Regions from separate parts of the Mus musculus genome. Here all the other regions are linked to region 1. The links are chromatin loops, found by intact Hi-C in ENCODE. Cell type or tissue: heart. All regions are shown on one strand.

Evidence for each region. Peaks named below come from ENCODE experiments on the same cell type or tissue, not always from the same donor. Only the 100,000 strongest peaks of a DNase experiment are listed, where the experiment ranks them.
Region 2: a loop joins it to region 1, with 6 times the contacts of the local background. A loop is called at or near these places in 21 of 42 quality-filtered maps.
Region 3: a loop joins it to region 1, with 6 times the contacts of the local background. A loop is called at or near these places in 34 of 42 quality-filtered maps.

The regions. Positions count from the first base shown.
Region 1 is chr8:90,825,065-90,833,064 of GRCm38, reverse strand. Chd9 (chromodomain helicase DNA binding protein 9) reads right to left here and starts at 4,230. Exons shown (of 40, transcript NM_177224.2): 1 at 4,151-4,230. In heart, a CTCF peak has its summit at 4,257 (motif pointing left); DNase peaks (open chromatin) are centred at 14, 1,974, 3,504 and 4,264; H3K4me3 peaks cover 1,751 bases; H3K27ac peaks cover 1,516 bases.
Region 2 is chr8:90,951,859-90,959,858 of GRCm38, reverse strand. It overlaps Chd9 (chromodomain helicase DNA binding protein 9), which reads right to left. Exons shown (of 40, transcript NM_177224.2): 4 at 3,145-3,476. Among named protein-coding and RNA genes, the nearest start is that of Gm39221, 100 kb to the left of the region's middle. In heart, a CTCF peak has its summit at 4,929 (motif pointing right); a DNase peak (open chromatin) is centred at 4,428; H3K4me3 peaks cover 2,105 bases; H3K27ac peaks cover 1,955 bases.
Region 3 is chr8:91,016,533-91,024,532 of GRCm38, reverse strand. Chd9 (chromodomain helicase DNA binding protein 9) reads right to left here. Exons shown (of 40, transcript NM_177224.2): 26 at 2,664-2,767; 27 at 1,601-1,718; 28 at 939-996. Among named protein-coding and RNA genes, the nearest start is that of Gm39221, 39 kb to the left of the region's middle. In heart, a CTCF peak has its summit at 4,543 (motif pointing right); no DNase peak of the experiment used is centred here.

The sequences.
Region 1 (8,000 bases):
CAGGCCTGGCTCCTCATGGAAGGGAGTGCTAAATGCCAAGCCCAGGCAATTCAGGGACATCTGGGATCACAGTTTCTCCTTTCCTGTTGGCATAGCTGTGTGCCAGTGTCCCATGCCTGAGGCAGTTATCACAGAAGCTTGCAGTGAGCCACTGATAGCTTTATATGAGGAATACTTTTATTAAAAATATATATATATATGTGAGTTTCCTGCTTGGGGCCCTGGTAATCTCATTCATGTTTGGTGGCTTTGCTACAGCTTAGTCATTGATGTCTGTCCCAGCCAAACCAAACCACCAGCAGTAAGTACCTAAAATCTGCCCCAAAAGTCTGCTGAACACTATGCAAGACAGCCTGTAGGGGTGGGAGTGAGGTGGTGTGTGTTTGTGTGTGTGTGTGTGTGTGTGTGTGTGTGTGTACGTGTATGTGTGTGTTAGGGTATTGCTACTTATTACCAGAGTAAAAAAAAATTTTTTTAATGACATTTTTTCACTATATGGTCCAGGTTTACCTAACTTCCTACGTAGTTAAGGCTGCCTTTGAACTTGTGACCTTGTTGCCTTTGCCTCCTAAGGCCAAGGATTAAACTCATAAATCCTAACTCCAGGCACCCCAGCTGTGTAAGTTTTGAATATTTATTCTATCTATCTATCTATCTATCTATCTATCTATCTATCTATCTATCTATCTATCTATCTATCTATCTATCTACCTATCCTCTATTTATTTTTTTATGTATGAGTACACTGTCACTGTCTTCAGACACACCAGAGGAGGGCATCTGATCCCATTACAGATGGTTATGAGCCACTGTATGGTTCTTGGAATTGAACTCAGGACCTCCTGAATTAACCACTGAGCCATCTCTCCAGCCCCCTATCTACCTACTTTTGAGGCAGAACCTCTATGTAGTCCTGGCTGTCCTGGAGCTCGCTATGTAAACCAGGCTGGTTTCAAACTCACAGAGATCTACCTGCCTCTGTCTCCAAAGTGCTAGGATTAAAGGCATATGCCATCACACTAGGTGAGCAACTCTTTTCATAGCATAGGACATTGATAACATCAACCTGTCAAAGATGGAAAAGATCCTGGCCAGCCTGCCAGGATTACTGTGCTAATTGGATGAAATAAGATCTGGCCACCAAACACAGTGCCACCTGACCCAAGCTCCCTCCAGCATATTACTATTTTAGTGTAGCTCCCTCTGACCACCACAGTCCCCGGCCCTTGGGTCAGCAGAAATCTCTAACCTTACCCCGATCTTGGCCACTTCCAGACCTTTACACATTTGTGCTTTGTATCTAGGACACCTTATCTCGCACTTTATCTATACCCAAGGTCAATGCACAGTCTTGTTTTATGTTTACCTGTTTAAAGATCTGTGTGTATATAGTGCTGAAGATGGAACCCAGAGCCTTGTACATGCTAGGTAAAGTCCACCACCAGTCTACTTTCATATTTAATATATGTTGTTTCTCCACCAACAGCACCACAACCTTTGTCTGAAGAAAGATTTTCCAACATGAATTCTACCACAAAACACATAACTGACTTCTGAGCTTAGGGACATCAGGCAGCATCAGGATCAGGGACCATTGTTATCAGCCAAGTCACCAAGAAAAAGTACAAACACATACACACACACACACACACACACACACACACACACACACACACACAAAATTGTGGTACCCATTAGACCATAGAACAGATACTCGTTTATGCAAATAGCCTCTACATTATGATGGCCCTCAATACCCACAAACCTACTGGAAGCAGAAAATATTGTAGGCTGGAGGTACACTGCTTGCACCCAACCTGTTGAACGTGCTAGCTTCAGCAACAGGGCACGTCGGAGCCTGTAGGTGTTTCCCCTTCTGATCACATGGCTGCCTGAGAGAGGCAGCTCATTGCTGCTGCCCTGCATAACAAGAAAGGGACCTCCTACAAACTGCGGGTCCAGGGAAAGACCAAGATTGACAGTAAAGTTCACCTTGCACAAAACGCATGTGACTTTCGTATCCCTAGTAAAGCCCGAAAGCCAGAAGGGAAGCCATTAGAATAGAAATAGAATAGAATAGGAAGCCATTATTAGAATAGAAGCCAGCCATTGTTTGCAGATGGACACCTGAAGAGAGATGACAAAACTTTTTCTTGTTTGACCTCAGCTCAGGACAGGAACATTGGTTGACAACTTTTTCTTTTCTTTGTTTGTTTTTGTTTTTTTCAAGACAGGGTTTCTCTGGGTAGCCCTGGCTGTTCTGGAACTCAAATTGTAGACCAGACTGGACTCGAACTTAGAGAACCATCTGCTTCTGCCTTCTGAGTGCTGGGATTAAAGGTGTGCACTAACACACTGAACTCAGGCGACAATATTTTTGATGTTCTGAAAGGTTCAAATATGACTGTCAAAGTACCAGGGGTATTGATTTGGGGAGACACAATCCAATTTAGCAAGTCTTTGAGTTTGTTAAATATAATGTAGATCTCGTGAACTCCTAGCTGTTTTCATTGTTGTGTATGAGTTCATAGAGGGCTGATTTACCCCTCTCTGTCTTGCCCACATTTTATGGTTTGTGTCAGGAAGCCTACCTGGCACACAGTACGTGCTGGATAACGATTATATTTCCATTGATGGATTGAAGAAGTTCAGTGGAAGGGTCATGCTCGTGACCATGGGTTCACCCCTGGACTAGGTATCTGCTTGGTGTGTGTGTGTGTGTGTGTGTGTGTGTGTGTATGTGTGGTGTGTGTGTGTGTGTGTGTGTGTGTGTGTGTGACAGAGAGAGAGAGAGAGAGAGAGAGAGAGAGAGAACCTAGGGTCTCATGTATACTTAGCAAGCACTCTAGCAACAAAGCCACATTCCTAGCTCCTAGTCTGCCTCTGATCATGTTGATAACTTCCAGCAAGCCCTTTGGTTCCTAAGTCCCAGCTTTTGGGACATCAAAGTGGGGTATCTTAGCTCCCAGATGGGTTACTTCTGTCTACAGTACCTGCTACTCTGTGGATTATGATAAGAGTTGTGATGGTGCACAGGATGAACTGTGCCTGGCACAGAACTACTATCTGTAAACACAGGCTTTCAGTCTTAATCGTTCCCATAGCAACTCTTGAGAGTTTTATACCTCTGTACCCATTCCATAGATGTGGAAACTGAAAGTGAGGGTGATTGAGTGAGTTTATTTAAAGACACAAATAAGGGAGGGCTGGCTCTGGAGAGTCCAGGCTCCTGCTGCTAACACTTGGCTGTTACATAAGATTCACGGGGCCATTTTTTACTAGTTACAAAGTCGTCGTCCACCCCCCCCCCCCGCCCCCGGGTGTGCTTGGCTCCATTGATCAGAAGGATGAGTGCAGCCTGGATCCACTCCTGCACTCATCTGGGATTAGAGTGGGGGAGAACCCCTCTCTCCTCCTATCCACTTGGGGAACCCTTTCATACTGTACATGATTTGATTGGCTCTCTTTTCTCTGGCACTTCTGAGTTCCACCCTTTGGGGTAGGGTGTTGGCTTGTCACACTGAGTTTGACAGCCCAAAGGCAGAGGCAATTGCTGGTTGAAAAGGCAAGAGGGAGGGGGAGGGAAGAGAAGCCTTCCGGGCTTGTAATAGGGTCTTCTCTAACTCTTTTGGTCAAAGAGCCCTTGAATCTGGCTGCAAGCTGGAATCCCCTGGGGGAAGTTTTTAATAAAAGCTCCCCACGTCCAACTCAAACCAATTACATCTGGGGCTCGGGGTGGGGGTGGAGGCATGGAACCCAGACAGCAGCATGCCTTACTATCCCTTAACCAACAATCAATGCATGCCCAAGTTTGAGAAGTGCTGCGATCCTGTTCTCCCCTCAGCTCAACTGGAGGCACCCTAGGACAGCAGTCCCACCTTTCTGTGTTGAAGACTTGCTGTGTGGGGGCTGGGCGTGCCTTCCGGAGGCCCAGGCTCGTGAAGGATGTCTGAGTGCGAGCCAGGGACCTGGGGTTCTGCTCAGCTTAGGCCCAGCTCTGGGACAGCGGGGCTCCAGGTCCTCTTGGGGCAACAGCACATGTGGCCGCTCTGTCCTCGTTGGTCATCAATGCAAACCACAAACGAGGTTGCGCGGCGGCCAACCCACCCCAGCCTCAGACATTCTAGGGACACGCCCGAGGAATCCTTACCTTAGCTGCCGGCGCTGTCCTCCAGTCCCCGGAACCCTAGGACTCTGGTTCCATCTGTCTCCCTCGCCGGCGCCAGACAGGCGCCACTAGAGCGCAGGCACCACCTAGTGGCCGTAAGATGGTAGCGCGGGCAGGGGCTGGGAGGTGCGAGCGCAGTGCAGGGCGGAAATGCAGCTGGGCCTTCCCACGCTGGTGGCTTCCAACACCGCGGAGCCCGGGGGGGGGGCGCAGATTTGGCCTGGGCTGCACCACCTTCACCCCTTGGGGAGCGTGGGGAACGGAATTTGTTGTACTTTTTCTTGGAGGCGTGGAGGAGCTGTCAGGTCTGGGCCTCTGACCTGGGATCCACCCTGGGATTTTCCTGGCAGGGCTCATGGATCTTTCCTTTCCACCGTCAGCTTTCAGTACGCCCTAGTCTGGCGTGGCTTCTCCTTTAAACACCCTGGGAGCATCCGAGGATGCCACGGACTGGGTTTATTTCAAGCCCAGGGATGCCTATCCCTATCAGCAGTCCTTCACGTCACCTCCCACCCTTTCCCTGGTTTTCTGATGCCTCCATTACCTTCTGCTGACCTGTCTGTAACAACCCTGTCTGTACCAGTACGGGGGTGGAGTCCCGGAGACACAATTAGAACCCTTGGGATTTGGCCACCCAGGTGGTGTTTCTTCCGGAGGCTCATTAGCATGTCTTTGGCGGGTCGCCTGGCATCCCTGACTCCTTAGCCTCACATTCCAGCAACAACCTCCTTCATCACTGTGACGCCAAAAACACCCCTTTGGGTTTCCAAATGTCTCCCTGGTTGGAGGGAGAACTGCTCCAGGCTGAGAACTAATTAGCTGATAATTAAGATCAGATGACGCTAAATGAAGTCCACTGTCCACGGAAGTCCTATTACCACGCATTGTAGAGCTGAGGGGATCTTCAGGCCGGTCCTTTCCAGCAGGTTTCAGTATTTTCTTCTAACTAAGACATAGTGGACAGTGTTACAAAAATAGTGGATTTAGGGCTGGTGAGATGGCTCAGCAGGTAAGAGCACCCGACTGCTCTTCCGAAGGTCCTGAGTTCAAATCCCAGCAACCACATGGTGGATCACAACCATCCCTAACGAGATCTGACTCCCTCTTCTGGTGTGTCTGAAGACAGCTAGTGTACTTACATATAATAAATAAATAAATCTTTTTTAAAAAAAGTATAATGAATCCCTTAAAAAAAATAGTGGATTTAGAAAAAACAAAAAATTGCCGGAGTGGTGATTGGTTGTACTCGGGAGTCAGAAGCAGCGTCTGGTTTACATAGTAAACTCCAGGCTAGCCTGGGAAATGTCTCAGCAGGTATAGGCACTTGCCACACACACAGTATGCAAGTATATAATTTTTAGTGGATTATTTTTAAATGCTGGATTATTTAATGCACTCATGCAACCTTTATTTCTTCTTCTTCTTCTTCTTCTTCTTCTTCTTCTTCTTCTTCTTCTTCTTCTTCTTCTTCTTCTTCTTCTTCTTCTTCTTCTTCTTCTTCTTCTTCTTCTTCTTCTTCTTCTTCTTCTTCTTCTTCTTCTTCTTCTTCTTTGTTATTTTGAGACAGGGTTTCTCTATGTAGCCCTGGCTGTCCTGGAACTCACTCTGCAGACCAGGCTGGCCTTAAACTCAGAAATCCACCTGCCTCTGCCTCCCAAGTGCTAGGATTAAAGGTGTGCTCCACTACTGCCTGGCCTGTTTCTTCTTTAAGTGAATATTAACTGAGTCTCTATACCTCAGACACTGAGCAGACAAGGGATCCACTCAAGAACACCACAAAAGCTCTCCCACACTTACAGCCTGCACACCACAGTGAGCGAGACAAAGCAGACACAATACCAGCGTGGAGTAGGGAGGTGGACAGGAAGGTCACACCCAGCTGAGGAACCACTGGGGTTGATAGCTACCTGGAGAGGTTAAGTCATGGTTGGACCCCAAGGTATAGCGACCATACCCTAGGTAGGCTCCACATGCAAGAATAGCAGGCAACAGAAACTGGGGAGGGATACAGGGGAGGGGAGGGGAGGAGAGAGGAGAGAGAGAAAGAGAGAGAGAGAGAGGAAAAGGGAGAGAGAGAGAGAGAGAGAGAGAGAGAGAGAGAATCAGCAAGAAGTTGAATGAGTAGGATCTGGGAGGACCTGAGTGATGAATATATTCAAAATAAATTCTTGAGAATTCATATATATACATATATATAGACATATATACACAATCTTTAAATATACACATGTGTAATATATATGGAGAGAGAGAGAGAGAGATCTTATTATGTAGCCCTTGGCTGACCTGAAATTTAATGCATAGACCAGGATGGCCTGGAGCTTGAGACTTGAGATTTAAAAAGTGCACCACTATACCCAGCTTTAGAGAATTTATATAAAACATTATTAAAAAAAAATCTCACTGGGCGTGGTGGCGCATGCCTTTAATCCCAGCACTCAGGAGGCAGAGGCAGGCGGATTTCTGAGTTCGAGGCCAGCCTGGTCTACAAAGTGAGTTCCAGGACAGCCAGGACTATACAGAGAAACCCAGTCTCAAAAAACAAAAACGAACAAACAAACAAACAAACAAAAAATCCAAAAACAAAACCTCTGCCTTTTTCCAGTTTATATTTAATGTAATAGTCAAACACTTTGTTGTTCTGAGAATGGACCCCAGGGCCTCAAGCTTGCTAGGCAAGGACTCTACCCCTGAGCTACATACCTGCCTCATGTTAACACAGTTTACATGTGTATACACACACACACACACACACACACACACACACACACACACACACTCATTCAGCATGACAAAATTCAGTTCTTCACTGCCATGTACAGTATTGTAAAATGATAACCGTTTAATGGATGGATCCCCAGAAGCAGAAGTGAGGAGCGGTAGATACACAAGGTGCTAAGTCATATGGAAAACTTCTTTTAATCCTGCCAGCTCTCCCTGTGTCATGTGGTGATGGTGTCAACAGTGGAACTCCCAGGCAGTTTTTGAAAAGTCTAAGCCATGCATCCTGTCACCCCACCCAGCAATCCGCTCAGTCACCCCGTGCGTGAGCGCCTCCTTCACCTGTGGACTCTGCCCTGGAGCAATCTGCTCAACACGAACATCAGAGGTGGGGAGGCAGGTGGAAGGAGAGTCCTGTGGGCAATCAATGCCTAGAAGGGCAAAAGGCAGGGTAGTAGGTGTGTCACAGAGAAGCGGGTCCCAGCTTGCTCATTGCGGGGCATAGCCATGGTGAAGGTCAGAGAAGGCTGGCAGCCCTAAGGACAAGCTGGCAGGTGAATTCCTGTTCTTTCACTTTCAAAAACCTGAGTCACTTCCACTGCCCCTGCCCCGTCCCCACAGCAGCTCTCTCCTCTCTGCTATGCCCTGGTGCATGTCTGGGCAAAGTCCTCACTCTGGGAGGGAGTCTGATGCCTGGCGTGACCTAATGAGGTTAGAGCACCCAGGACTTCCCCTGGAAGCTCACCTATGCTTTCCTATTCTACTAACCATGGTGTCTTGGAAACTGCAGCTATCAACAAAGGTGTTTCCTCTTAGGTTTCGGCCTCTTTGGGGGATGAAAATGTTGATAGGTAGAAACAATGTCAATAATAGTAAGAATAGTGCCGCTGCCGGCCTGTAAACCCAGCAGGAGGGAGGTAGATGCAAGAAGACAAGGAAGTAGCTTTGGCTACAAGAGACCTTATCACAAAACAAAAATCTCACAAACACCAAACAGGAACACTAACAACTTTTTAAAAGATTTATTTTTATTTATGTGTGTGTCACATATGAACAAAACTGGAGTCGTTCAGCAAGGTAGTTTCCTTTTGTGAAAAGGGTGGGCGCATCA
Region 2 (8,000 bases), 130 kb before region 1:
CTTACCCACTGAGTCATCTTTCCAACCTCCAAATGCGCTTTTTACATTTATACTTAACCCTGTGGGCATGGGGAAGGCACTAAGATACTGTTCTCAAAATTATTGGTATCAATAATCTGGTACTACTAGAACAAGTCTAAAATTCATAGAAAATCTGATTTTTTTTAAAAAAGGAAATATTTACGTATCATAAAATGCTACTTAAATTAACACGAAATGATCCTCACCTAAATGACTCTCACATAACAATTAAAAACAAGGGCTGGGAGCTGGGCACAGTGCAGCAACCCTCCAATACCAGCACTTGAGATGTGGAGGGAGGCAGATTTCTGTGGGTTCCAGGTCAACCAGGCCTTCACAGTGAGACTTTGTCTCAAGAAAACAAAGAGCCACCCCTCCAAAAACAACCAGAAACCCCACAGCACCAACCAAACTAGGGCTGGGATGCAGTCCAGTGGGAGAGCACCTGCCTAGCACACCAAGGAGGGGCTTGACCTCTAGCCCTGCAGTAAATAATGGTGCAGAGAATCAACAAGTTCGAAACGATAAACGGCCTTATTAAAGGCACAATAAAGAAATATTCCCATTGGCTAACAGAGGAACTCTGCAGTCCACATTAATATATTTTATAGTCCATAGTGGGGAGATGGTTCAGTGGATAAAGTTGCTTACCACCAAGGAATAGTAACTGAGTTTGAACTTTAGGACCCGTATGGTGAGAAGAGAGAGCTGATGTCCATGGGTCACATGCACGTGTGCATGGGCACACACACACACACACACACACACACACACACACACACACACACACGCCACATATTACAGTGCTTGGGTTACATCCAGCAAAGCCCATACATTTTCAAGTTTTTTCCTTGTAGCAACCTAATTAATGTCTTGACATGTATTTATAACCAAGACAGAGAGTAAGCAAAACACAAAAAACTAAAACCAAAACCAAACAAAAAAACCAATGCTTCCAATACAATTGCCTCCAAATTTTAACTTAGGAAGCCTATATTTCACATTATTAGAAGTTAATATTAAGATTTTCTAATTTTAACTTGTTCAGAGATATGGGCAGAGAAATGTAGCCCATTCCTTTCTGCTTACTAGAGACTGGCATACTTGAGGGGCAGGGAGAAAAAAAAAAAAAGAAAAAAGTATTAAAGCAGTTGGTAATATAGTAAACATTTTATTTTAAATACTTACTTAAAAACAAGCAAGCAAACAAACAACTCTGAGAAAATGAGTTAGAGCCAAATAAGGTGGCATTGCCTGTAATCCTAGAACTGAGGAGCCAGAGGCAGAAGGACTTCACTAAGTTTGAGGCCAGTCTTTTCTACATAATGGGCTCCAGGACAGTATCAAACATAAAATAAAAATGAAAACGGACATCAACAACATCACCAAGAAACCACCCATTCTCCTTCCAGACAGCCATGGCAATACTATGATTTCTAACAATTCTAATTCACATTTTTAAAAATCCATGTTTCCCTTTGACTTAGTTATTCCCATCTTTACTTTCTATAAACAGTTACAATTTTTCTCATCAGTCCAATTTAGGTCTGGTATTACTTGTCTCTAGGTGCTTGGGTCTCTTTTATCCTCAGACTTAGAGCAAATAATAGTTATTATAGCTTTTGAAGCTCTCTACCAATTTTAATGTCACTGTTTTCAAAGTATTGTCCTTCTTAATGGCACATTTCTATGTCCATATCTCTGAACAAGTTAAAATTAGAAAATCTTAATAATATTAACTTCTAGTAATGTGAAGTATAGGCTTCCTAAGTTAAAAATAGATATAATTTTGGAAAAACAGGTACTTTCATTAAAAACAAATGAACAAAAACTCTTAAAAAATGAATGAATAAAGGCCAGAGAGATGACTCTGCAGGCAAGAGTACTTACTTCTCCTAGAGAGGACCTGGGTTCTGTGCCCAGAACCTGCATGGAGGCTCATAGCTGGCTGTACATGCATACTCTCTGGCATACACAGAAAGTAAATAAATAAATAAATCTAAATCAAGAATATCAGCACAATTTATGCTGTCTGTGAAGATGGCTGACATAAGGACAATATTTTTAAAAAGAAAAACAAAGGGGTAGAAATTGAACTTTGAATTCCACTTTGTCTGCAAATAGTGTATTACCAATAATAATTATTTATTGATGCATTATACACGAACAGACTGCATTTGTTTTGACTACATCGGGATGAAAATAAAGAGTTCAATGTGCTGGTAACTAAACAGCAATAATGCAAGCAAATGAAGAGTCTCTGGTCAGAGGGCTTCTCTCTCTGTTCTCTGTGTAAGTGAACAACAAAAATCCTACATTAGCTTACATAAAGCACTTTATGAAAAATTCTACAGAAAGCTTCAAAAAATGACTAGTCCTGTGAGAACAACCGTGAGCTAGCAGGGCCTTACATTATGCTCAACTTTACATACAAAGCCTGCATATATTTATATTTTGAAAATGTGCACACAGTCAAATGAAAACACATAGAATCGGCTCTGGCACTGAGGGGTTTGTCTAGCATGTATAAAACCTCAGTTGTAAAATTTAAGACAAAACACTAAGTCTGAGGATTCGATCCCTAACACTACAACAGATAGAATAATAAGACTCAACAGACAACTGGGAGAGGCGAGCACTTCTTTGCTCTATGGATTCTCCTGGAGCATTTAACACCTGGCCTCTTTATGACATAAAGTAAACCAGTAAACGCCTATTGTAACTCCCTACCAACAGTCCAGAGTTTTGAGCGGTTGGGTTTTCTGAGAAAATACTCTCTATTATGTTTTAAACTATTAGATGCCATGTGAGTTACAATGCCACTTGGAAGTAAAGAAATAGTGGAAGAATTTCAAATGTCTTTAAAGAAAGTGACTAATGAACTGTCACAAAAAATGTGAATTTTTAGTCCTTTCCCTTGCACATTTTGTTTTATTAATACAAAACACTGTGTTAACAGAAAAGTAATATTGGGAGACCCTAGACTATTACCTAATTCACTGAAAATGGAAATAAAATGCACACGGTAGACAGCAATGGAGTCCACACTCAAACCAACAGCAGAAAGAGGTTGGACCTCAGCAGGACCTGGAAAACATTACATTTAATTAATAATCAACTTACCCAATTTTTGTCTTCTCTTTCAACTTAGAATACGTTTTTGGTTTTTTGTTGTCTCTGTCTTTTGGCTTAGATTTCATCCTCCGACCTCTCTTTTCTTCTTTCCCTTCGACTGAAGCACTAGGAAAGTTCTCAGGGCTCATTACTCGCGGGATATTACGTTCCCCTCGCTCCTTTGCTCTTGCTATGGCCTCTGATATTATACGATTGGCCTTTTCTTGCTTGCTTTCTGATTCCACCCTTTTTCGTGGCTTCTTCTCAGACATGACCCTCACCTGGGTATTCTGCAGCTTAGTGTATGTCCCAGAACCATCACTCTTCTTGGAAGATGGAGGCTAAAGAAAAGAAAAATTATAAATAGAATATACCAAAGTATATTTTTAAAAAACTGACATAATGTCTGAAAAATTTAAGTTAAACAGCAGTAAAATGACAGAGCCGACATGTGAGTGACACAAACAAAGGTAGTGAGGCTCTGCTCACCTGGAAGTTAGGACAGAGCACAGCTCAGCTACTTGCAAATACAGGTTAAGGGGAGACAGATCGGTTGATACTCCTAATGCATAGAAATGTGGTTATTTCAGATTTTGTCCTGTGATTATTATTTACACTTAGGATGAAAGTCTTTTCTTTCATCTTTCTTCCAAAACTCAAAATTAATAAATTAAAAAAATAGCTATTGTAACTTAGAATCACTTCTCCTTAGAAAAAGAAAAACCCTGTTTTAAGACAAGAAAGAGAACACAAAATTATTTTAATGCAGCAGCATAGCTAGCTAGTTAGTAAACAGGCATTCTCTTATCTAAAATCAAAGAAAGTTTTAGTTTTCTCATGAAAGAGTTAAATGTGGATTTTTGTCTTTATTATAATTTTACTCAAGCTATTTTAGAAAGAAGCAAGCTTTTCAGTTTTATATTACAATTATTAATATTTTAGCAGTCTCACAGGAAACAGACCAAGAGCATTTTAAAAGAATTTCCTCTCCAAACACACATTCGTCCATATAGGCTTAGATCAGTTTTGCTAGGTTCTTACCCGTAAACATGACTGTGACTACAGCAGAGAAAAAACCCAGGAATTTCCAAGCACATTTTCATGCCGATTCCAGTGTGTTCTACTGGGTGTCTTTTCTATACCTGCCTCATCAAGATGTCAGAGCAGTGTCACAGCACTGGGGACAGAAGGACACGGTCTCTAAAATGCCACCTTAAGGCCTACAGACGACAACAAATAGCCCAGGCTGAGAAAACAGCACCCAGCTCAAGATGGCGATGCAGTGCGACTCCTGCCGCCGCTGCAGCAGCCAGTAACGAGGAGGGTTATTCAATCCCATTAGCCTTTTAGCCCAAAGAACCCCTCCTCCTCCCACTCATTCAGGCTTCACTTACCCTTCCTCTTGGCCTCTTCACTGAAGACATTTTTGGCGTCAGACAAAGGCTTGCCCTCTGCTTTTTCACCACCCCAGGCAGTGCTCAAGGAAAAAGCATTGAAAGAAGACTCCTAAATGGCCTATTTAGCAAGCTGCAACCGAGAGATGCACAGCCGTCCACAAATACACATTTTGATTTATCAACACATTCCTGCCTTGGCAAGTTTACGTCTGCTGTTCATCCTCTTTAGCTAGGATAAAGGCTGCAAGCCCTCCTACGAGCTCTTGCCTCAATAGCTGTAAGCAGATTCCAACAAAGCACAGAAAGAAATGAATGCACAAAGCATCAAAACGCATCAGCATGAATATTAGAGATGTCGTTAAAAATACTGACTCCTTCTGCGGAAGTAGGCCAGCAGATGGTGCTACCAGTTATTATTCCATTAGACTCTGCAGTTTAACCCCCAATGGACTGTTCTTCCCTCTGAAAGGCGTTAACTCTCAATCTGCCGCTCCCTACAGTAACGCATTAAAAATACCCATGAAAGTATGGTTTTTTTTTCTTTTCTTTCTTTTTAAAACATCTGGGAACTAAGACAGTGGAGAAATGGCCTTATGTGGCTGAATATTTTTTTTTAATCCAATGCAGTTTTTAGCAGAGAAAAATACTTTTCTTCACAAAATTATAATAAAACATTTAAACTACAAAAAGTAGCTGCCAATAAACAAAGGGTTAAAGAGCAGGTCATGCAAATGACCACTTCACAAGTGACTAGTTCACAATTAAGTCTCTTTTCACAGCAATAACCAAACAACTGTTACTTTTTAAATTGAGAAATAAAACTCTTTTTATTATCTCCATGAACCTATTGATTCTCCAGCAAAAATCTCAATCTCTTTGGCCTTTCCCCTTCATATTCTGTTTTAAACCTATGACAGATGAAATTTAAATTTAATGTCTTGTTAAAATAAATAAATTGACTTGAATTTGTTTTGGTTTTGTTCCCTTGTCTGAGACAGAGTCAACTTCTGCTGTCCTGGAACCCACAGAAATTCACCTGCCTCTGCCTTACCGTGCCTGAGGTTAGAGGCATATGCCACCACACCTGACTCTTGAATTTGATCATTGATAAAAGTTTTATATAGGTGTGTGTGTGAGAGAGAGAGACTATCTTAGTAAGCAATATCTGTCTTTAAATAGTTAAAACTTCACTACTTCATAACCCAAATTTATTTTTCTGTTGTTGTTTTACTTTTTTTTTTCAAGAAAGGTTTTCTTTGTATAGCTCTGGCTGTTTTGAAACTTGCTCTGTAGCCAGAACTCAGAGATCTACCTGCTTCTGTTTCCCAAGTGCTGGAATCAAAGATGTGTGCCACCACTGCCAGGCTTTATCTTTGCATTAATGCCCCCTTTACAGCTGTTCCTTAAAAGTCATCTGATATTGGTGTGAAAGCAGTGTTTTATCATAGTTCCTGTTGGGAAAACTAAAGGTTACAAGAGAAATGAAACTCTCCAAACTGCCCTGGAAGAACCAATCTGGACAGCATTGAGAGCAGAGTCAAGGCAGAGGAACCCCAGTCTCACTTAGTAATTAGTTAGTGCCAGGCAGTGTTCTAAGTATTTGTGGATACTAACTCATTTCATCCTGAAGAAAAAAACAGGTAATAACATTAACAAAGAGATGGAGGTAGCAAACTGGAGAGGACAGACACGGCTGTTGTTACAGAAGGACAGGGGGACAGAAGAAGGACAGAAGGGACAGAAGAGCAAATGACCACAAAAATATTGATATAAGCTAAAATACTTCTTATTTGGCATCAAGTACTATTCTCTCAGTTCCTAATAGTTCACATGCATTGACCCAGTTGACATTTAAGACTGATCAGTTTAGGTTCTGTACTGCTGTTAATTATTAATTTATAGATAGGGACACTTGTATGAAAGAAGTGACTTGCTTAAGGGTCCCACTGAGAGGAGCTAGAGAGATGGCTCAGCATTTAAAAGCTGGCTCCACTCACTGACTCCTCTTCCAAAGGACTCTGACTTAGTTCCTAGCAGTTCACAACAGCCTGTTCCTCTAAAAGCTCTAATGTCCTCTTCTGGCTTCTAGGCACTAGGAATGTACACAGTACACACACATGCATGCACGCAGAATACTCATACACACAAAATAAAATTTAAAAATGTAAAGATCTCATTGCTACTGGATAGGGGGACATAGATTAGAAGACAAGACATCCTCTTTAAAGAGACCATGCTTTTTAGCTATGCTATATGGGAAATAATTCAATCATAGTAATTTATAGAGATCAACTTAAAAAAACAAATACAAATGAGCAGTCTTCTCAAAATATCAGATTGGTAATAATGAAGCTAGAATGGATTTAAAAAACAAAACAAAACAAAACTCTTTCCAATGCCCTTTTAAAGATGCAGAGATCAATTAGGTAAGGATGCAATGTGGTTGAGCTGCAAGAAGAGTCAAAAGCTGGTTTCTGGACCAAGCTCTGGTATCAGAGAAGGTAAAGAAATGGGAAACCTAGTAGAGAAAATGTATGTGAATGTAATTCTTTTCATGCTGAGTTTCAAATGGTGAGCACTAAGATCTGGAGACTAGAACTAGAACCTTAAATAAACAGTAGTCTGGGTTGATCCTAGGTACATGACTCAAAACCTAATCAACATGAGCAAGGCAATATTTGAACTCTACACACACACACACACACACACACACACACACACACACAGAGTGAATCCCCTGCTGCTGTCTTTCTTCCCCTTATTCCCCTTAGGGCTCTCGTCACAGATCAAGGACAATTTCCAAGCCATCTAACTTTTCTGACAAGCTTCTTAGCAATCCCCACTATCTTACTGAAACATTATAACTGCTTAACAATTAATCTTATCAGTAGGATAGTGTGTGATCAAGCAGTTCTTCTGTTACTGGAATTTAAGACTTTATATTATATCCCCATAAGGTGGAAGTAATTTTCCAATTTATATAAAAATACTAACACAATGTTATCATTTTTGTCTACTTCTCAGTCTGCGTTGATCAAACCCTCTCAGACTCCCCTCAGTTACAGTTTGTTCTCCTCCTCTCTACAACCTTTGCTGTAGTAGCCCCCCATGATTACAGTGGGATCATGTGGGAAAATGTCGTCATTTAAAGTATTTGCGGATATGGAACATCGGATCTGCAATCTTTGTTCCATGAGATAAGGTAAAGTTTCTTGAATACACTGCAGTTTTTCTGGAGGTCTGTGGCACGGTCCTTGCTTAGTGTACTTCATGTCCTGGGTTCAATCTCCAGTGTGAAATTATGAAAGAAAGAACCAATTAATTAATTTCTCCAGCCACAAAAGGTAAATATATAAAGCAAATATTCCATAATAACTTGGTGCCAAAATGTAAAGGGATTTTAGTTGTTAACAGTAAGCTGATGTCCTCATTTTCATTTTTAGCCAAGGCTAGCCTTACCTAGACATC
Region 3 (8,000 bases), 190 kb before region 1:
TTCCTACTGCTGGGAAGTCCTCTACTGCTCAGCTCTCAGCACGGTCCTGTCCAAAGCCCAGCTCCTGCTACATAACCGTTCTTCTGACCAGTTTCTGCCTGAGTGCTTTCCTGAAGAATCCCTACAGGAAGACTTTTCCGGGGAAAGTGTCCGTGGCAACTGTACATCACACTTCCAGCCACGTGCAGCAAGGTCTCTAGGAAGGCACTCCTGTGTGGGCACACACTGGCCGTGTACTCCCACTATAGTCTGGAGTTTAGACCATACCAGGAGGAGAACCCTACTTGGGGGCTCTGAGTACAGGGAATGTTAGATTACCTCTCCCTTAATTTTTTTTACATTTATTTATGCATTATTTTTATTCATCAATATATGCATGCATGTGTGCATGCCAGCCACGGTGTATATGGGTATGCCACAGGAACACTTCCCTCAAGTTTGTTCTTTTACCACCATTGAGGTTTCGTCTTTAGAGTTGGCAGCGAGCATACTCCCAGGCTGAGCCATCTCAGTTTATCTGATGTCTCCTCGTTCCTTGCACTCTAAGCTGAGCTCTCATTCCTGAAACCCCACGATTGTAGCAGTGACTCTCCACACTGTCTTGCTTTCTTTAAATTACGATGGCATTTTAGGATCTTGCTAGATGCTTTCCTTTCATGCAGTCCTTCTCAATGGAGGTATAGTTTCGATGTTTTTGTGTTTACCTGAGTATCTGCTTTTACTTGGTTTTCAAGTTTTGTCCCAAGATGCTATACTTCTTGGTTCTAAGAAGTATGAAATATAGGCAAACTGCATTCCATGTCCAAGCCAGTTTTAATCTAGCAGTGGATGTCGGGCAATCCTAAATGATTATTCGTGATGTTCATCAATTTAAATTGATCACTTACTTATAAGGAATACCTAATAATGAAGTTTAAAAAATGTGATCCAAAACATACCTCAATATCATCTTTAAAGATGGCTGGGGCAGGCTTGTATTCTGGATCTTCCACATCCCTGTTAGAATAACACATGTTCTCATTATTGTAATAGACTGATGATTTCTCGGCTTGTCTTAGAGGTCAATTTGATTCTCAGCACTGCAGAAAAAGTAGTGCGATTTGGTACACACTTATGAGCCCAATGGTAGGAAGGTACAGATGGGGGGTTCCTGGAGCTTGTTCATTTACCAGATTTGCCCACTCCCTGAAAAAAGGCCTCTCTCTCCCAAAAAAAAAAGGTTGGCAAGAGCTGAAAATAACACCTGCAGTCGTCCTATGCACTCAATGCACGTGGTCTTGCTAACACCCCCCATCCCCCCCCAACACAGATAAACCTTGAGTTGTAAAGTAAGTTTAGTGGATTAGAGCACTTGCTGCTCTTGTAGGGAACCCAGGTTTGATTCGTGACACCCACAAAACTGGTTCTCAACTCTCTATAACTCCAGTCCCAGGAGATCCAAAGCCCTTTTCTGACTTTAGGAGCACTAGGCATGCAAATGTTATCTATACATACATGCAGGAAAATTGCATAAAACAAACAGTAAACAAATCTAAAGACAAAGATGAACCCCACAGACAGGGAAAGCAAGCCCATGGAGCCAAGTGTGACCCACACATACCCATCCATGTAGTCATTGGCTCTCTGCTCAGCAGCGACAGCCTTGTCGTCAGGCTTGCCCACTCTTTCCAAGAAGCACAAAGCTGGGTCTGCTCTGATCGTGTTGTACTTTTCATAACCTGGAAGGACCGCCAGTTATAATGATTCAGAGGACAGAAAAAAGTTGTGAAAACACAAGGGTTCCTTATATGCACAATACTGATATTCTGGGATTAAAGGAACATTATATTTAAGTAATACATGCTAAATATGCTGTCTTGAAATAGTCACTAAATATTACACGGTCAAACAATATCACAAATTTTTTAATGTATCTGTTACAAAGAAAAATAGAGGGAGGGCCCAGTGGTTCAGAGAGTTCCTGCGCATGTAAAAGACCCAGGTTCAGTTCCCAGGACCCATGTTACGCTGCTAACCACAGCCTTTAATTTCAGCTCCAGGTGATCCAACATTCTCTTTTTAATGACTTGTGCATTGGACGCATGTGAACACACATCATTAAAAAATCAAATCTTAAAAAAAAATGCCACAGCAACAACAATGAAACCAGAGCTGGAGATGGTTCAACAACTGAGAGCACCGCTGACCTTGCTGAAGACCTAGGTTTGGTTCCCATCACCCACAGAGTGGCTCCCAGCCATCCTAACTCAGGTTCAAGGTCATCTGGTGCTATCCTCTGGCATCTTAGTGTATCAGGAATGCATGCAGAGCATACACACACACGGAGAAAAAGCATTTGAATGTATAAAATAACAATAAATACACCTTATCAATCAAAAAGAATAAACTGATCACACACAGAATCGATGCAACTCTTCTAAGAGAGAAATCTGTGTAACACTGAAAGCCCAGAGGGCAAGTCACATATACCACCATCTCATGAGGATTTGATTTTAGTTTGACAATCTATGGTTTAATGATTACACGTGTGTGTGTGTGTGTGTGTGTGTGTGTGTGTGTGTGTGTGTGTGTGTGTAGTAAAACTGTAAGTGAAAACCAATAAACTAAAAACCTGGGAATTCCATTATCCACAGAAAGAGCTCTCCCCCTCACTCCTTACTTACCGTGCTTAAAAACCCCAATAAGAAGAGACTTATCAGCATCAAAGTCCCACCACGCAGCAGGAACCTCGGAATGGTCTGGCTCTGGCACCCACACATCAATGTCACTTAAAAACAGCACAACATTATGAATTTTATAAATGTGTATAAAGGAGGCAAGAGGTATAAGTGGTGTTAACAGCAACAAAGATCTCACAGAATGAACTAACATTATGTTCAGCAAAGCCAATGCGTCTCAGCAAGGGCTACTGTCTGGTTCTCCTAAGGCAGTCTTCTCGGCACTGTCGCCCCCCCCCCACACACACACACAGAGCACCTCACTGGGTTAATATAGCAGTAAATAGCATTGTAAGACAAATCTTCAGCTGAGAACACCAGGTTCTGAGAGGTCAAAGGAAGTGCTTTGTGCAAAAGAACGCTATGGCTCATCTCAGATCAGCTTTGTTAAGATCACACTTAAAAATGTAGGGTTTTAATTCATAATTTAATTAAATCATACAAAGCACTACTTTAGTATTAATATGTAAATATATATTAATTTATATATATTCATACTATTCAGTAAAAAATGACAGTGTTCAGATTATTACAGACTCTGACAAAAACCCATAATGCCTTGTCAGTTTGTCTTTTTTTTTTTCCCCGAGACAGGGTTTCTCTGTGTAGCCCTGGCTGTCCTGGAACTCACTCTGTAGACCAGTCTGGCCTTGAACTCAGAAATCCACCTGCCTCTGCCTCTCAAGTGCTGGGATTAAACGTGTGCGCCACCATCACCTGGCAGTTTGTCTGTTTTTATAACAGCGAGCTGGCAATAACTCGTCTACTCCCTCCCACCCCATGATACCATTCTCCCTGAAACGTTCTCCAAATGATGCAGGTGACATCACCTGTAGGCCTGTTTATTTCTTTGATGGTAATTTAGAACAAGTATAGGATAAAAGATACATTCCTAATGTTTAATAGCTAGCGTGTGTGTGTCCTGTATGTGTCCATGTTTCCTGATATTCAGTAGTCAAAGGGTAGAAACTGAGTGGACTACACTACAGAAAACAAAATAGACTAAGAATTTTACTATTTGATTTCATGACACTATTAATTTTTAAGGAGTCAGAAAACTAATCTAATACAAAGTAATACTATCTCTGTCTGATCACTATCATTTCCTAAATTAATTAGCAATTAATTTAGATCTTAACTGTTAAGTTTCCTGGTAATAATTAAGTTCTATGCCAAAAGTTCTTTAATAATTTGGCTGTCATATAAAAACAAGCTGACAAATGTGCTCCTGGAGCCGACAAAGACCCCTTCATGTGACCAGCAACAGCTGTGAGAGAGAAGGCACATACAAAGAGTTTCCCGAGGAGATAAAGGATGATGAGTGGCTCAGCTCTGTGGTTCGCAGTTGTCTTCAGAAGGGCTTAGCCCATGGGGAGAAAGAACTCGGGGGATGCGACACTGATAATCTGTTAGCACCTTAAGCAGGTACTTCATTGTATCTCCGCTATGAAACAAACCAAAACTGAAAATGTTTCGACTGAGTAGAGAAATAGAATGATTTTTCTGCACTTTTCAAAAGTTGAAAAAAAGATAAAGAAACTTAGCTAAAGAAAATATTTATTTATTTATATTTTTTAAAGATTTATTTATTTTATGTATATGAGTACACTGTAGCTGTCTTCAGACACACCAGAAGAGGACACTGGATCCCATTACAGATAGCTGTAAGCTACCATGTGGTTGCTGGGAATTGAATCCAGGACCTTTAGAAGAGCAGTCAGTGCTCTTAACTGTTGAGACATCTCTCCAGCCCAAAATACTTATTTTTTGATGGAGTTTCTAACTCAAAAGGAGGAGAAATGGGATCAAACAATGTCCCTTGTCCACCACCAGGTGGCGCTTTAAGCCTGGCTCTTTGTGATGAAAAGCTTTGCCCATGCTCCTGCTTGTGAAAGCATCAGTCAGTATACATACAGTTGGTAGTTCAAACCGAGTGCCACAGGAACATGAGGTGTTTGTAAACTGTTAGCAAAAGGGATACAAGACAGACTCACATGTGTTGCTGGGTTTTTCTGGTTCTTTATTGTGTTTTGTTTGGTTTTTGAAGGCTGTGCTATGCTATGGAGGCAAGGCTGATTAGAATTCACTATGCAGATCAGGCAGACAGGAAACTTTTGTTCACTCTGGTTCAGCCTCCCAAGTGATTGATTTCTGCCTTGAAAATGATGTGGTATTTCCTGCCTAAGGCCCTTTAAGACTTCCTAGGTTAAATCTTCCATTCAAAATATGCTTAGTACCAATAACTGCAATGAATTTAAACGGATGCCCTTGACTTTGTAAAGAGGCACCTGCAGGAATTCCTGACCAATAGCATGATGCAGTATTGGATATGTGGCCCTATGTGGCCCAGCACAGACTTGGAGACACAGAAAGACAGGCTTAGTCCATAGAGCTGAGGAAAGGAGGGGTTAGCAGAGAAAGGAGAAAAAGAAAATGTTCTAATCATAGTAACCAATCGTGGCAAGTATAAAAAGGTAAAATTAAAGTAAGAGGTACAGACTTGAGATAGAGATCTGAAAACATTAGAATAGATATAAAACGTTAAGCCACCAAGATGACAACCCCAAATAATGAAAGCTAAGTGGTAAGTGATGTGTGATAGTTGTTCTCAAACATCGCATTGGTGACTCTAGAATGACCTGAGGAGTCATTTGGGTTAGGGGTTATTTGGATTAGCGTAACAGAGGGGAAAAGCTACTCACTCTGCGGGGCACCATTCCCTATGCCTGGACCCTAAGCTCTAGAGAAGAAATAGAGTTGAGCACAGGAGTTTACTACTCTCTGCTTCCTGGCTGAGAAAGTAACATGGCCAGCGGCTTCAAGTTCCTGACATAAAAGAAGTGAGTCTATGACATCAAAAGGAGTATTAATATGGTGGAAGAGACACTGTGTTCAAACGTGATGCATTTTGTGTACAAATTTGTGTTTAAGGTGGAGGAGATGTAAACTTAATAAAATCCAAAGAGATGTATTTATTTTTAAAAAAGAAAAAGAATAATCAACAGAACATTGACTAGGATACCAAAAGTAGGTCAGTAGGTCAGTCATAGCCAGAGGAAAAGAGGCAATTAGTCAGCAAGTATTTATTGAGTACTTAACAGTTTAAGATTCTCCATTCTACTTGGGGAGGAGAATGCTCAGGATTGAGCCTAGGTCCTTATGTGATAGGCAAGGGCTCTATAGAAATCGATAGTCCCAGCCACAGATGATAATGTATGAGAATACAATGATCAATAAGACAGAAGTGAATTACAATGAAAGAAAAAGTTTTGAATAGCAAAGGAATTAAGAGACATTAAAATAGATGATTGGATGTACTTTAGATGGCATGGCAGGAAGGCCTACTCGAGAGGACAGCAGTTCTGCTCAACTTTGAAATATACACATGGATAGCTCTCTTTTTGTAATTTCCATTATATGTGTATCGGTGCCTGCGTGCTTGTCTGTGTACCATTTGTGTGCTCTTGGTGGCCAGAAGAAGGTGTCAGACCCCCTGGAACTGGAGTTGGAGTGCTGTAGCTGCTCTGCAAGGCTGAGAGTCTAACCTGGGGTCTTCTGGAAGAGCAGACAGTGTACAGAACTGCTAAGCAAACTCTGGAGCCACTTACATGGACAGTTCTTTGGGAGATCTGGACAAAGCATATTTGGACCAGAACAACACAGTGTGAGCTTGACCTGTTGGATGAACAGAAACAACAGAGTGGCTGGAACCAGAGTAAGGGGCAGAGTGAAGGGAGTAAGAGAGGTGTGGGCTCTCCTAGGTTCTAGAGCCTGGATTCTGCTTTAGGGGGACATTTTGAAGAGATGTAACAATGCTTTGGGAAAAAAAATCACTCTAGCTGCTGATTGAAGAACAGAGTGTAGAGAGATTGTGGAGACAAGAATAGTCAATGAGTAGGTCTCAGCAGAAATTTACAAAGAGAACTGAAGCTAGACTAGAGGTTTAGAGAAGAGAAGGAAGGTGCCCACTTGGCCCATTTTTCATGGAGCTCGAGGAGTTAAGTCTTCTTTCATGGAGGAGGAAGAAGACTCGAGAATCACAGCCATGAGCGGGATTCAGTAATGCTGGAGAATTCTTATGAGAATGCAAGGAATTGGTGGGTAGAGGAAGCACCATGGATACCTATGAAAGACAACATTTTAAGAAGCAAAGAGAGAAAGAACAAAGGAAAGAAAGAAAGAAAGAAAGAAAGAAAGAAAGAAAGAAAGAAAGAAAGAAAGAAAGAAAGAAAGAAAGAAAGAAGGAAGGTTGGTTGACTGTGTAACTGTGTATGCTAAGAAATACTTTTGTGCAATCATGTTAGAATGGGCTGATGATAAAAAAAGTGCAAACAAAGAAGTAGAAACAGAAAATCCAGGAGCCTGTTGCGAAGGGAAGCATTAAAACAGAGATAGACACTATGGAAGTTCTTTTCCTTTTATCATAAGTAATATGAACACGTGTGTACGCAAGAGGGAGGAAGGATGGGGAAGGAGGAAGAGAAGGGCCCAGGAAAGAAAGATTACTTCAGAAGTAAGGCTCTTAAATGAACAGTAGAGAAGGGCTCCAAGGCTGTGAATTGGCGAAGGAGAGGCAGGTAGGTAGCATGGATGCAGGCTGCTCTTGACTGGTTGTGTTCTTCAATGAAACAGGTCATTTTTACACATTGTTGGTGAGTTGAAAGGGTGCTTTGAGGAAACAGGTAAGGAAGAAAAGAAGTTTCCAAGCCAGCATGGTTAAACAGTCTGTTCGTTCCTTTTAATTTTGAATAGTCATGGCTTTGAAATGAATTCATTTCCCATTATGGGTGTTTTCCTAGCCATGTTCAGGTGCTTAGAGGAAGGCAGGAAGTAGGTAGATAACTTAGCTTTACCCAACCTGAAGTTATACTAGGTGCATTAAACAGTGAGACAGGCAAGCAATGGGGTTGAGGAATTTAGTATCTTAGGGAATAAAACTAAATAATAAGGGAAAAAAGGAGGGACACAAAAAGGTAATGTCTAGTGACTGAGTGGTGCAAAGATGCCAAATGAGGTCAGAATTCTAAGGACAAGTTCCCAAGCTGCAACTGAGTTGGAAAGGCTGAGTAGTGATCAAAAGTCACACTGATGGGGTTGACAGGGTGGATCGGGCCTACAAGTGCACGTGTGTCTGTACCACAGACACAGGTCAAGAGCCTGGGAGCCCAGGGTATTGTTGGGTTTCACGTGGCTGCCGTATTAGAAGAGAATGAGTACAGGAAAGTTCAGGTTCTACTTGGTGGTGGGAAGCTGAGGTTACGTGTACTTGATGGCTGGCTTACA